Linked DNA regions of Homo sapiens: region 2 is linked to region 1. A link is a contact called in ENCODE Hi-C data. All regions are on one chromosome and are shown on one strand. The core of a region is the stretch at or near the end of the contact, and the rest is flanking DNA. Distances in the headings are between cores, read along the strand shown. Region 1 has its middle 330 kb from the start of DHRSX. Region 2 has its middle 16 kb from the start of LINC00102.

Region 1 (6,796 bases), core at 3,273-5,772:
TGATTTGAGCAGGCAAGGGGTACGTGACAGGGGCTGCATGCACCTGTGGTCAGAGAGAAACAGAACGGGCAGGGAGTTTCACAGTGTTCTTCTATACGATGTCTGGAATCTATGAATAACATCGGTTTCTAAGTTATGAGTTGATTTTTAACTACTGGGTTTAGGGCCGGCAGCCCCAGGCCTGGTTTCAGGCCTGGCGCCGGGCTGCCTGTCTTTGGTTTTACTTCCTTGTTGTTTCTTCTTAAAACAGGTGCTGAGTATATAAAACAATATGAGAGGGTCTCTCTCTTCCTTCAAGGAGATCGAGACCATCCTGGCCAACATGGTGAAACCCTGTTTCTACTAAAAATACAAAAATTAGCCAGGCGGGGTGGCAGGTGCCTGTAGTCCTAGCTACTCAGGAGGCTGAGGCAGGAGAATCGCTTGAACCCAGAAGACGAAGGTTGCAGTGAGCTGAGATCGTGCCGCTGCACTCCAGCCTGGTGACAGAGAGAGACTCCATCTCAAAAAAAAAAAAAAGGGAAGTTGGTTGCTTAGGGGAGGGAACAGAAATTGGAGCCCCGTGGCTGAGTCTTTCGACCACCCTGGGGGCATCACGCATTTCTGGAGCCTCCAGGCATTTGATGATGGAGCTATACAGGATGTGTGTGTGTGTGTGTGTGTGTGTGTGTGTGTGTGTGTGTGTGTGTAGCTTCTGACCTCCCTGAAGCTGCAGGGAGTGTCTTACACACAGAGGGGCTTGTAGCCAGCTTGGCATGAGTTCAGATCCCAGTGAGATACATGATAAAATGACCAGCGCAACCTGATACCGTATCAGGTTGGGATGATTTTCTTTTCTTGTTTTCTTTTTTTTTTCTTTTAATTCTACTTTAAGTTCTGGGGTACGTGTGCAGAACGTGCAGGTTTGTTACGTAGGTATGCACGTGCCATGGTGGTTTGCTGCACCCATCAACCCATCATCTACATTAGGTATTTGTCCTAATGCTCTCCCTCCCCTAGCCTCCCACCTCCCCGGCAGGCCCTAGTGTGTGATGTTCCCCTCCCTGTGTCCATGTGTTCTCATTGTTCAACTCCCACTTATAAGTGAGAACATGCAGTGTTTGGTTTTCTCTTCCTGTGTTGGTTTCTGGAGAAGGATGGTTTCCACCTTCATCCATGTCCCTGCAAAGGACATGAACTCATCCTTTTTTATGGCTGCATAGAATTCCATGCTGTGTATGTGCCACATTTTCTTTATCCAGTCTACCATTGATGGGCATTTGGGTTGGTTCCAAAGTCTTTGCTATTGTGAACAGTGCCACAATAAACATACGTGTGCATGTGTCTTTATAGCAGCATGATTTATAATCCTTTGGGTATATACCCAGTAATGGGATGGCTGGGTCAAATGGTCTTTCTGGTTCAACGTCCTTGAGGAATCGCCACACTGTCTTCCACAATGGTTGAACTAGTTAACACTCCCACCAACAGTGTAAAAGCGTTCCTGTTTCTCCACATCCAGGCTGGGAGGATGTTCATTCACAGCTTCCACCTGAAGGACCACGTGGCCTCTCATCAACGATGTGACATCACTAGCCAGAGTTCTCGAAACGGCAACGTGCTTGTGGAGGCGTGCAACGCTGCATGAAGGAACCCACAGATGAGGACCAGTGACCTCATTTGGTAACGTGGACAGAAGGTGGCAATGACTTGAGAGGGAGGGATTCCCTCCACATCGGATAACTGAGGAGCAAAAGATGGAGGAGGAATCCAGCAGTGTAGGATGTCTGCGCCAGAAGGCAGCTTCGGAATCAGCCAGGTCAAGCGACGGTCGACAGGACCACCTAGAGAGAGAAACAAGGTTGAATCATACCTGCTATTTTCCACCTGCCTGACCCTGCACAGGTTATTAAACCACCCCATGCACCAGTTTTCCATTCTGTGCTGGGGTAACAACAAATACCCCTAAGTTATGAGAATAAAATCAGAGCAACTGCTCAAGATTGTGGTTGCCAGCCAGGCGCGGTGGCTCACGCCTGTCATCCCAGCACTTTGGGAGGCAGAGGCAGGTGGCTCACGTGAGGTCAGGAGTTCGAGACCAGCCTGACCAAGTTGGTGAAACCCTGTCTCTACTAAAAACACACAAATTAGTTGAGCGTGTTGGTGCGTGCCTGTAATCCCAGCTACTCCGGAGGCTGAGACAGGAGAATCGCTTGAACCCAGGAGGCGGAGGTTGCAGTGAGCCGAGATCTTGCCACTGCATTGCAGTCTGGGTGACAGAGCAAGACTCTGTCTCAAACACAAACAAACAAAAAAGACTGTGGTTGCCATGGTCAAATTCTAGTGGAACCTATTCTCTTTAGTGAGACAGAAGCAACAAAAGAGACTGGCTAAGTTATTTGAGATCACAGAGCTGGACTTGGGTCAACACATCCCAAGCCTTTTTGCAAAGTTCAAAGAAGCGTTGTTGCCCCAGACGACACTCTAGGAAAACAGACGCACCACTGGAGCAGAAGTCAGGAGGCAGGAGCTGCTTTGGACCAAAGATGCTGGATTGTATTGTGGTTTTGTTGAATTTCAAGAGGCCAAATGTAACCACCCAATTTGTATTATGTTACAGACATCTCACTGTGCCTCAGGGTGTCTCAGTATGCATGCATGTGTGTGTATGCATCCATATGTGTGCGTGTTGTTTGTGTGTGTTTGCATGAATTCACGCATCTGAATGCACGTGTGCACACATCACTGCATGCCTGCAAATGCATATGTGAATTTGTGTGCATGAAGGTGTGAATGTGTATGCACGATTGTGTGAATGCCTTGTGCATGCGCAAATGCGTGTTCAATGCACACATGCATGTGTGAATGTGTGCATGTGTGTGTGCACCGTGCATGCACTGTGAAAGGGTTGCATGTGTATCATGTATGTGTGTTTCTGTGCATGTGTGTACATGCATGTGTGAATATGTGTACTTGAGTGGATGCTTGTGTGTGCATGTATGAACGTGTATTCATGGGTATGAGAATGCTTCGTGCATGTGTAAATATGTGTGTGGGCTATGCATTTATTGATGTATGTGCATATGTGTGCATGCATGTGTGCCTGCGTGTGCATGAGTGTGAAAAACTGAGTGCACCTGTGCACGTGTGCAGATGCCTCATGTATGTGTGAAAATCTGCACATATATGCAGTGTGTATGTGCATGGGTGTACATACCTATGTGTGAATCGATGTGTGCAATGCATGTATACGCACGTGTGTACATGCAGGTGTGAGTGTATCTGTACATGCATGTGTATGCCTGGGTTTCAGTGGAAGCAGGGCTGCAAAGAGGAGAAACACTTAGACCCTGACACACAAGAGTTCTCATTTCGGTAGATGAGCTGGCTGTGTATGCAAAGAGGAGAATAGAGGACAAAGACAGGATCAGCATCGTAGCGCTGATGACGACAGCTCTGGACTCCTCTTGATGAGGGCTGTGGCACACATCGAGGGGAGCACTGCTGAAAACAACATAGAATGTGATTTGGACCCAGCATGCAATCTACAAAGGCCGTGCTGCCGACACGGGGCAGGATTTTGGTTGACAGGTTGGTGTTGGAGTGGAAGACCTTCTCCAAAGAGGCTTTCTTGAAATCACAAAAGGAAGGGATCCATGAAGGAGAAGCAGTGCCGAGAGGAAGGGCAGAGACCACAGAGTGCACCCGTGCACGTGTGCAAATGCCTCATGTGTGCGTGAATGCATGTGTGCGTGTGTAAAATGCACATATGCTTTTAGCTGCATGCGTGCGTGTGCAGATGCGTGTGAAAACCTGTGCACACCTGCAATGTATATGTATATGTGTATGCACGAGTGTGAATAGCCGTGTGCATGCGTGAGTGTATGTGTATGTGGATGAGCGTGGGAACCCTGAAGGGAGCCTCTCTGCAGTTTCTGGGACACAGGTTGTAGTTAACCTAGGACAAAAAGTCAGTAGAGTCCTTTATGGGCTGCTGATGAATGAGGCCTGCTACCAGGAAGGAATGGTTTTTTTGTTTTTGTTTTTGTTTTTTTTTTCCGACAGAGTCTTGCTCTGTCTCCCAGGCTGGAGTGCAGTGGGCCGATCTCAGCTCACTACAACCTCCGCTTCCCGGGTTCAAGCGATTCTCCTGCCTCAGCCTCCCGAGTAGCTGGGACGACAGGCATCCGCCACCACGCCTGGCGATTTTTTTTTTTTTTTTTTTTTTTTAGTAGAGACGGGGTTTTACCATATTGGGCAGGCTGGTCTTGAACTCCTGACCTTGTGATCCGCCCGCCTCGGCCTCCCAAAGTGCTGGGATTACAGGCGTGAGCCACCGCACCCGGCCAGGAAGGATTGTTTTGCACGCCAGGGTTTCTCTTTAGCTTATGATTTCTTCCACCAAATCTGTCCCAACCCTGCTGTGTCTGTCCCTACCAGCGGCTGCAGTGTGAGTGAATCCAGGCATGACTGCATGAACACCCAGCTTCCTGTTTGGTCACTTAGTAACCACTAGATGACGTTTACTGAGCTCTTAGCAGGCACATTCTAATCCCCGTAATTTTGTTTACTCGGTTGGAGGAGAAACATTGTCTCTTCTCCACTTTCCCAGCTGTAATGCAAACCTTAGCATACAAGAAACAGGCCGGGCGCGGTGGCTCACGCTTGTAATCCCAGCACTTTGGGAGGCCGAGGCGGGCGGATCACGAGGTCAGGAGATCGAGACCACGGTGAAACCCCGTCTCTACTAAAAATACAAAAAAAAAAAAAACAAAAAAAAAAAACCCGGCGCGGTTGGGGGCACCTGTGGTCCCAGCTACTCGGAGAGGCTGAGGCAGGAGAATGGTGTGAACCCGGGAGGCGGAGCTTGCAGTGAGCCGAGATTGCACCACTGCACTGCAGCCTGGGCGACAGAGCAAGACTCTGTCTCAATAAAAAAAAAATAAAAAAGAAACAGAAGGAGGCACGCTAAAAACTAAAAGTAGGAGGTTAAGGGAAGGGAGGAAAGAGAAAAACCAAAGGATGGGGGTGGGTTCAAACCACATTTTATGCCGCTGGATCGTGTTGTAATATTTCTACATGCTTGGGAATTACAGGCATGCATGGAATAGTATGCAACTGTGAAAAAGGAATGAGATCATGTCTTTTACAGGAATATGGATGGAGCTCGAGGCCATCACCCTTAGCAAACTAATGCAGTAACAGAAAATCAAATACTGCACTTTGTCACTTATAAGTGGGAGCTAGGCCGGGCGCGGTCACTCAGGCCTGTAATCCCAGCATTTTGGGAGGCCGAGGCAGGTGGATCACGAGGTCAGGAGTTTGAGAGCAGCTTGGCCAACATGGTGAAACCCTATCTCTACTAAAAATACAAAAATTAGCCGGGCGTGGTGGCAGGCACCTGTAATCCCAGCTACTGGGGAGGCTGAGGCAGAAGAATCATTTGAACCCGGGAGGCGGACGTTGCAGTGAGCCAAGATCACGCCATTGCACTCCAGCCTGGGCGACAGGGTGACACTCCGTCTCAAAAAAATAAAAAAATAAATAAGTGGGAGCTAAATGAGGAGAACTCATGAACACAAAGAAGGGAGCAAGAGACACCTCTACTTGAGGGTGGAGGGTGGGAGGAGGGAGAGGGGCAGAAAAGATAACTATTGGTACTGGGCTTAATACCTGGGTGATGGAATCATCTGTACAACAAACTGCGGTGACACAAATTGACCTACAACAAACCTGCACGTGTACCCCCAAACCTAAGATAAAAGTTTAAGGGAAAGAATGAAGCAAGCTAAACTTTAGACAACAATAACAGCAACAAGAAAAAGAAGTGACAGGTGTAATTACTTTCATTACTGCCTCAGCCACTTGTGGAAGCATTTTTCCGGTGTTGTGGTATTGTTACATTTTATGGACAACGTTTTTGTGACGATGGACAAACCTGAGCCCCAACACTTGAAAACAAAATTATGTTTTCAGGGCTGGGCGCGGTGGCTCACGCCTGTAATCCCAGCACTTTGGGAGGCCCACGTGGGTGAATGACAAGGTCAGGAGATTGAGACCATCCTGCCTAACGTGGTGAAACCCAGTCTCTACCAAAAATACAAAAGATTAGCCGGGCGTAATGGCTCACACCTGTAATCCCAGCACTTTGGGAGGCTGAGGTGGGCGGATCACGAGGTCAGGAGATCGAGACCATCCTGGCTAACACCGTGAAACCCAGTCTCTACTAAAAATACAAAAGATTAGTTGGGCATGGTGGCGGGTGCCTGCAGTCCCAGCTACTTGGGAGGCTGAGGCAGGAGAATGGCGTGAACCCAGGAGGCAGAGCTTGCAGTGAGCTGAGATCGCGCCACTGCCCTCCAGCCTGGGCGATAGAGTGAGACTCCATCTCAAAAAAAAAAGAAAAATTTGTTTTCAGATCAATTTTTTAAAAAAGAGCTGCCATTTATCAATGGCTTGTTATTGGCCTTAAATTTTGCTAGATACTTACACATATGATTTTACTTGATACCCGTGAACATTTTATGAGGAAAGTTTAATTTTACCCATTTTACAGATGAGAAAATGGGAATAACTGAGTTATTGGCACACGGTCACACACAACCACGGTTGACAGACCTCACGTATCACCTGTTTTTTTTTTTTTGTAAACAGTAATCCTGGTGCCATTTCTGTAATTATAAACATTAAATCAGTGCTTAGCATATTAATCTCGGCTCCCTCGGCTTCTCAAATTGCTGGAATTACAGGCATGAGCCACTGTGCCTGGCCGGTGTTTTCTTGTTAGTCTTTAAACATTCAACAGAGTACAGAGGGT
Region 2 (6,694 bases), core at 2,855-5,354, 460 kb before region 1:
TCCTAGAGGGTGGAGGGAGGGATAGGGTAAGAACTGAAGAACTACCTATTGGGTGCCATGCTCACTACCCGGGTGATGGGATCGGTCATACCCCAAACCTCAGCATCACACAGTCCACCCAGGTAACAAGCCTGCATATGTTCAACAAGTCAGCAAAATAAATCATGATGAAAATAATGAAATGTTCTTAGTTTTATTTCAACCACAAATTAGAAATCAGACATTTTTCAACTATCTGCCTTGGACCTGATTCTAGGGAAAATATCCTAGGTCTGTGTTTTATAAAGATATGTGTAAATATATGTGTGTGTGTATGTATATGTGAGTGTGTATATATATATATATTACATATATGTACATAATGTGGGTATGCTTGCATATGTATATATATATGCTTGTATATGTGTATATACCTATACATATGTCTGTACATATACATATGTATACCTATACATATGTCTGTACATATACATATGTATACCTATACATACCTATACATACATGTAGAGGTATACACACATATGTATGTATATATACATATACGAGCATACACACATAAATAATCAACAGTATCTTAGTCTTCACATTGAATTTATTGTTCTGCAAATAGAATAACTGTCGATATTTTAAAATAGGACATGCATTTGCTATTATATTTCATCCATATTTTTTTAACCCCTTCTGTGTTTCAGGCAGTGTCCTAGATAGATCTGGGGATTTTGGAGTTGAACAAAACACAGTTCCTTCTTGAAACTGACATTTAGAGACCCATATCTGAGAGATAAACAAATAAAGTCAAGCATTAATAAGGCTATGAATAAATACATCAAAATGCTGAGTAAGAAATATTTATTTAAGTATTACTCATCTACTTGACAGAGAAGAAGAAAGAACATGAAAACTTGAAAGCCAACCTATCTGGTCATCAGGGAAATGCAAATCAAAACCACAATGAGATAGCCCATCATACACACTAGGATGGCTCTAATGACAAATATGGACAGTGACAAGTGTTGGCTCAGATGTGCAGAAACTGGAGCACTCTTATATTGTTTGTGGGATGGTGCAATGGTGCGGTTGCTTTGAAAAGCAGCCTGGCGGATCCTTCAATGGTTAAACATAGAGTTATCATATGACCCAGCCATTCCCCTCCTGGGTATTTACCCAAAAAATTGAAGACAGTTACTCAGACAAGTATGTACATAGAAGTCTTAACCGTATGCTAAGTGCTAAGCATTATTCATGGTAGTTACACAGTGGAAATAACCCAATGCCCAACAACAAGTGTATGGATAAACAAAATGTGGTCTACCCATACAATGGAATGTCATTCTGCCATCAAAAGGAATGAAATTCTGATGCATGGTACAAAATCGATGGACCTCGAAAATATTATGCTGAGTGAAAGAAGCCAGGCACAAAACCACATGGGAGGCCGTTTGAAATGCCCCTGATAGGCAAATCCATGGGATAGGAAGTAGATTTCTGAGTGGCTGCATAGGGCTGGAGCAGATGGCAGGATGGGGGTGATGACCCAGGGAGTGTTGCAACTATCCTTATGAACCAGGAAGTGCTACAATTATCCAGATGAACCAGGAAGTGTGGCAATGTCCCTACGAACCAGGAAGTGCTACAATTATCCCTATGAACTAGACGGTTCCAAATGTCGTTATGAACCAGGAAATACTACAATTTTCCATATGAACCAAAAAGTGTTGCAGTGTCACTATGAACCAGGAAGTGTCACAATGTCCCTCAAACTAAGAAGTGCTACAATTATCCCTATGAACCAGGAAGTATTGCAATGTCCCTGCAAACCAGGAAGTGCTACAATTATCCATATGAACCAGGAAGTGTCACAATGTCCCTATGAACCAGGAAGTGCTACAATTATCTGTATGAACCTGGAAATGTTACAATGTCCCTATGAACCAGGAAGTGCTACAATTATCCGTATGAACCAGAAAGTGTTACAATGTCCCTGCAAATTAGGAAGTTCTACAATTATCGGAATGAAAGAGGAAGTGTTACAATGTCCCTGTGAACCAGGAAGTGCTATTATCCATATGAACCAGGAAGTGCTACAATTATCTGGATGAACCAGCAAGTGTGGCAATGTCCCTATGAACCAGGAAGTGCTATTATCCATATCAATCAGGAAGTGTGGCAATGTCACTATGAACCAGAAAGTGTCACAATTTCCCTATAAACCGGGAAGTGCTACAATAATCCAGATGAACCAGGAAGTGTCACAATGATCCTAAAAACTAAGAAGTGCTACAATTATCCATATGAACCTGGAAATGTTACAATGTCCCTATGAACCAGGAAGTGTTACAATGTCCCTATGAACCAGGAAGTGCTACAATTCTCCATATGAACCAGAAAGTGTTACAATGTCCCTGCAAACTAGGAAGTTCTACAATTATTTGAATGAACCAGGAAGTGTGTAATGTCCCTGTGAACCAGGAAGTGCTACAATTATCCATATGAACCAGAAAGTGTGGCAATATCCCTATGAACCAGGAAGTGCTACAATTATCTGGATGAACCAGGAAGTGTGGCAATGTCCCTATGAACCAGGAAGTGCTACTATTATCCACACGGACCGGGAAGTGTGGCAATGTCACTATGAACCAGAAAGTGTCAAAATTTCCCTATGAACCAGGAAGTGCTACAATTATCCATATGAACCAGAAAGTGTTACAATGTCCCTGCAAACTAGGAAGTTCTACAATTATCTGAATGAACCAGGAAGTGTTGTAATGTACCTGTGAACCAGGAAGTGCTACTATTATCCATATGAACCAGGAAGTGCTACAATTATCGATATGAACCAGAAAGCGTGGCAATATCCCTATGAACCAGGAAGTGCTACAATTATCTGGATGAACCAGGAAGTGTGGCAATGTCCCTATGAACCAGGAAGTGCTACTATTATCCACATGGACCGGGAAGTGTGGCAATGTCACTATGAACCAGAAAGTGTCACAATTTCCCTATGAACCAGGAAGTGCTACAATTCTCCACATGAACCAGAAAGTGTTACAATGTCCCTGCAAATTAGGAAGTTCTACAATTATCTGAATGAACCAGGAAGTGTTGTAATGTCCCTGTGAACCAGGAAGTGCTATTTTCCATATGAACCAGGAAGTGCTACAATTATCCATATGACCCAGAAAGTGTGGCAATATCCCTATGAACCAGGAAGTGCTACAATTATCTGGATGAACCAGGAAGTGTGGCAATGTCCCTATGAACCAGGAAGTGCTATTATCCACACGGACCAGGAAGTGTGGCAATGTCACTATGAACCAGAAAGTGTCACAATTTCCCTATGAACCAGGAAGTGCTACAATTATCCATATGAACCAGAAAGTGTTACAATGTCCCTGCAAACTAGGAAGTTCTACAATTATCTGAATGAACCAGGAAGTGTTGTAATGTACCTGTGAACCAGGAAGTGCTACTATTATCCTTATGAACCAGGAAGTGTGGCACTATCCCTATGAACCAGGAAGTGCTACAATTATCTGGATGAACCAGGAAGTGTGGCAATGTCCCTATGAACCAGGAAGTGCTACTATTATCCACATGGACCAGGAAGTGTGGCAATGTCACTATGAACCAGGAAGTGTGGCAATATCACTATGAACCAGAAAGTGTCACAATTTACCGATGAACCAGGAAGTGCTACAATTATCTGGATGAACCAGGAAGTGTGGCAATGTCCCTACGAACCAGGAAGTGCTATTATCCACACGGACCGGGAAGTGTGGCAATGTCACTATAAACCAGAAAGTGTCACAATTTCCCTATGAACCAGGAAGTGCTACAATTATCCATATGAACCAGAAAGTGTTACAATGTCCCTGCAAACTAGGAAGTTTTACAATTATCTGAATGAACCAGGAAGTGTTGTAATGTACCTGTGAACCAGGAAGTGCTACTATTATCCATATGAACCAGGAAGTGCTACAATTATCCATATGAACCAGAAAGTGTGGCAATATCCCTATGAACCAGGAAGTGCTACAATTATCTGGATGAACCAGGAAGTGTGGTAAGGTCCCTACGAACCAGGAAGTGCTACTATTATCCACATGGACCAGGAAGTGTGGCAATGTCACTATGAACCAGAAAGTGTCACAATTTCCCTATGAACCAGGAAGTGCTACAATTATCCAGATGAACCAGGAAGTGTGGCAATGTCCCTATGAACCAGGAAGTGCTACAATTATCCCTATGAACCAGACGGTTCCAAATGTCTTTATGAACCAGGAAGTTCTACAATTATCCATATGAACCAGAAAGTGTGGCAGTGTCACTATGAACCAGGAAGTGTCACAATGATCCTAAAAACTAAGAAGTGCTACAATTATCCATATGAACCAGGAAGTATTGCAATGTCCCTGCAAACCAGGAAGTGCTACAATTATCCGTATGAACCAGGAAGTGCTACAATTATCCGTATGTATGAACCCGGAAATGTTACTATGTCCCTATGAACCAGGAAGTGCTATTATCCATATGAACCAGAAAGTGTTACAATGTCCCTGCAAACCAGGAAGTTATACAATTATCAGAATGAACCAGGAAGTGTTGCAATGTCTCTGTGAAACAGGAAGTGTTGCAATGTCCATGTGAACCAGGAATTGCTACTATTATCTATATGAACCAGGAAGTACTAGAGTTATTCGTATGAACCAGAAAGTATTACAATGTCCCTATGAAACAGGAAGTGCTACAATTATCCCTATGAACCAGGAAGTGTTGCAATGTCCCTGGGAATCAGGAAGTGCTAACAATTATGTGTATGAACCAAAAAGCGTTGCAATGTCCCTGTGAACCAGGAAATGCTACAATTACCCATAAGAACCAGGAAGTGTCACAATGTCCCTGTGAACCAGGAAGTGCTACTATTATCCATTTGAACCAGGAAATGTAACAATGTGAGCCAGAAAGTTTTACAATGTCCCTATGAATCAGAAAGCATTACAATCTCCAGATAAACCAGGAAGTGTTATAATGTCCCTCTAAACTAGAAAGTGCTGCAACCTTCCAATGACCCAGGAAGTTCATTTATCATGTCTAGGAAGCAGGAAGTGCTACAACCTCCCCAGTGACCCAGGAAGTTCTCTTACCATCCCCAGGAAACAGGAAGTGCTACAAACTTCGCTAGTGACCCAGGAAGTTTATTTAACATCTCCAGGAAGTTCATTGACCATCTCTAGGAAGCAGGAAGTGCTACAACCTCCCCAGTGACCCAGGATGTTCACTGACCATCTCTAGGAAAGCAGGAAGTGCTACAACCTCCTCAGTGACCCAGGACGTTTATTTACCATCTCCAGGAAGCAGGAAGTACTACAACCTTCCCAGTGACTCAGGAAGTTCATTGACCATCTCTGGGCAGCAGGAAGTGCTACAACCTCCCATGTGACACAGAAAGTTTATTTACCATCTCCAGGAAGCAGGAAGTGCTACAACTTTCCCAGTGACCCAGGGAGTTCATTTACCATGTCTAGAAAGCAGGAAGTGCTACAACCTTCCAGTTGATGGGGTACAGGACACCCCACCCTGAATAAGAATGTAGATCATTACGTGACACTCTGAAATATGCCACCTTGGCATACTGATTGCCTTGAGCAGAAATAAATCAAGAACCAGCCAAAGCACAACCCACGGTCTCTTGACTTCATCACAGTGCTCTTGTCTGACATTTCTTATTGACTTTAAAAATGTCCTGTCTGTGACATTTCTTAGGTCCAACAGGAAACCCCAAGCCAGGTAGCGGGAGCCAGGCCAGCCCCTGGATGTCAGCGGCTGCCTGCTTCTCTCACCATGCACTGAATCTTGCAAATTTGCTGTGACCTCACGTACAGGGGGGAAAAGCTGTTTTTTCCTTTGACATGCACACCCCTCTCCCCTCTCATCCTTCACTTCTGACACTGAATGTGTAGGAACAACTGCTTTTTTCTATACATACACTCAAAATATCTGTGACCAGAAGTCACAGAGATTCTGGGACTCTGTGCTGATAATCATTTTTTCCAGCCCTCTCATCCATGTGACCCAGGGCCCAGGTAGCCAGGAAAACCAGCAATTACTCAGCAGTAAACGACCACTCATTCAATCCTTGTTGTCATGTATTGGGTCCAGGTTACTGGGTCCTCACAGGCTAGATCCACCCTCCAACAGCTGCATCTAAGCTATCCAATGGGCTGGTGCATCTTCCAGGGAAAGATCATTTGGGGCTTTAGGAGAATTTGAAGGGCTGGGGGCAGCCATGGCAACCTGGGTGCCAAAGTCTTTCAATGACTTTTTTTTTCAATGGTCCTCTCCACTTTTATTTCTGTCTCTTTCCACATGTGAACAACTCCTTCATCCTCTGATGCAGGCCTCTCTAAGGAACCTGTGATTCCACTGTAATTACACAGCTCATCCTAAATAATCGTCCCATGTCAAGATCCTTAATGTAATCCCATTTGCAAAGTCCCATGTGTTGCATAAGGTCACACATTTACATGATCAAGGGGTTAGGATGTGGGCATCTCTGGGGACCAGTATTTCACCTATCACATGGGGTTTCAACACCTGATGGGATCTGGGAGCCTGATGAGGGAGGGTATCACCCCTGAAGAGCTGGGTCAAAGTGAACCAAGTAGCTAGAACAGGTGGGCACAGGAAGTTGGGG

The links. A loop is a pair of places that touch in the nucleus more often than their neighbours do. Pooled maps may share reads with other maps.
Region 2: a map of OCI-LY7 shows a loop between it and region 1 (8-fold over the local background). The contact joins two enhancer-like sites. A Hi-C loop is called at or near these places in 1 of 168 maps with a recorded cell type or tissue (OCI-LY7), 7 of 37 single-sample maps with no recorded cell type and 5 of 50 pooled maps.

What each region holds. Positions count from the first base shown.
Region 1 is chrX:2,172,542-2,179,337 of GRCh38, reverse strand. No RefSeq gene overlaps it. Among named protein-coding and RNA genes, the nearest start is that of DHRSX, 330 kb to the left of the region's middle. Within about 2 kb of position 4,522, at least 2 of the 41 ENCODE cell types and tissues checked have a DNase peak (open chromatin) inside an H3K27ac peak, as active enhancers do; they include OCI-LY7, where a contact is called at or near this core.
Region 2 is chrX:2,627,566-2,634,259 of GRCh38, reverse strand. It overlaps the pseudogene CD99P1. Among named protein-coding and RNA genes, the nearest start is that of LINC00102, 16 kb to the right of the region's middle. Within about 2 kb of position 4,104, at least 11 of the 41 ENCODE cell types and tissues checked have a DNase peak (open chromatin) inside an H3K27ac peak, as active enhancers do; they include OCI-LY7, where a contact is called at or near this core.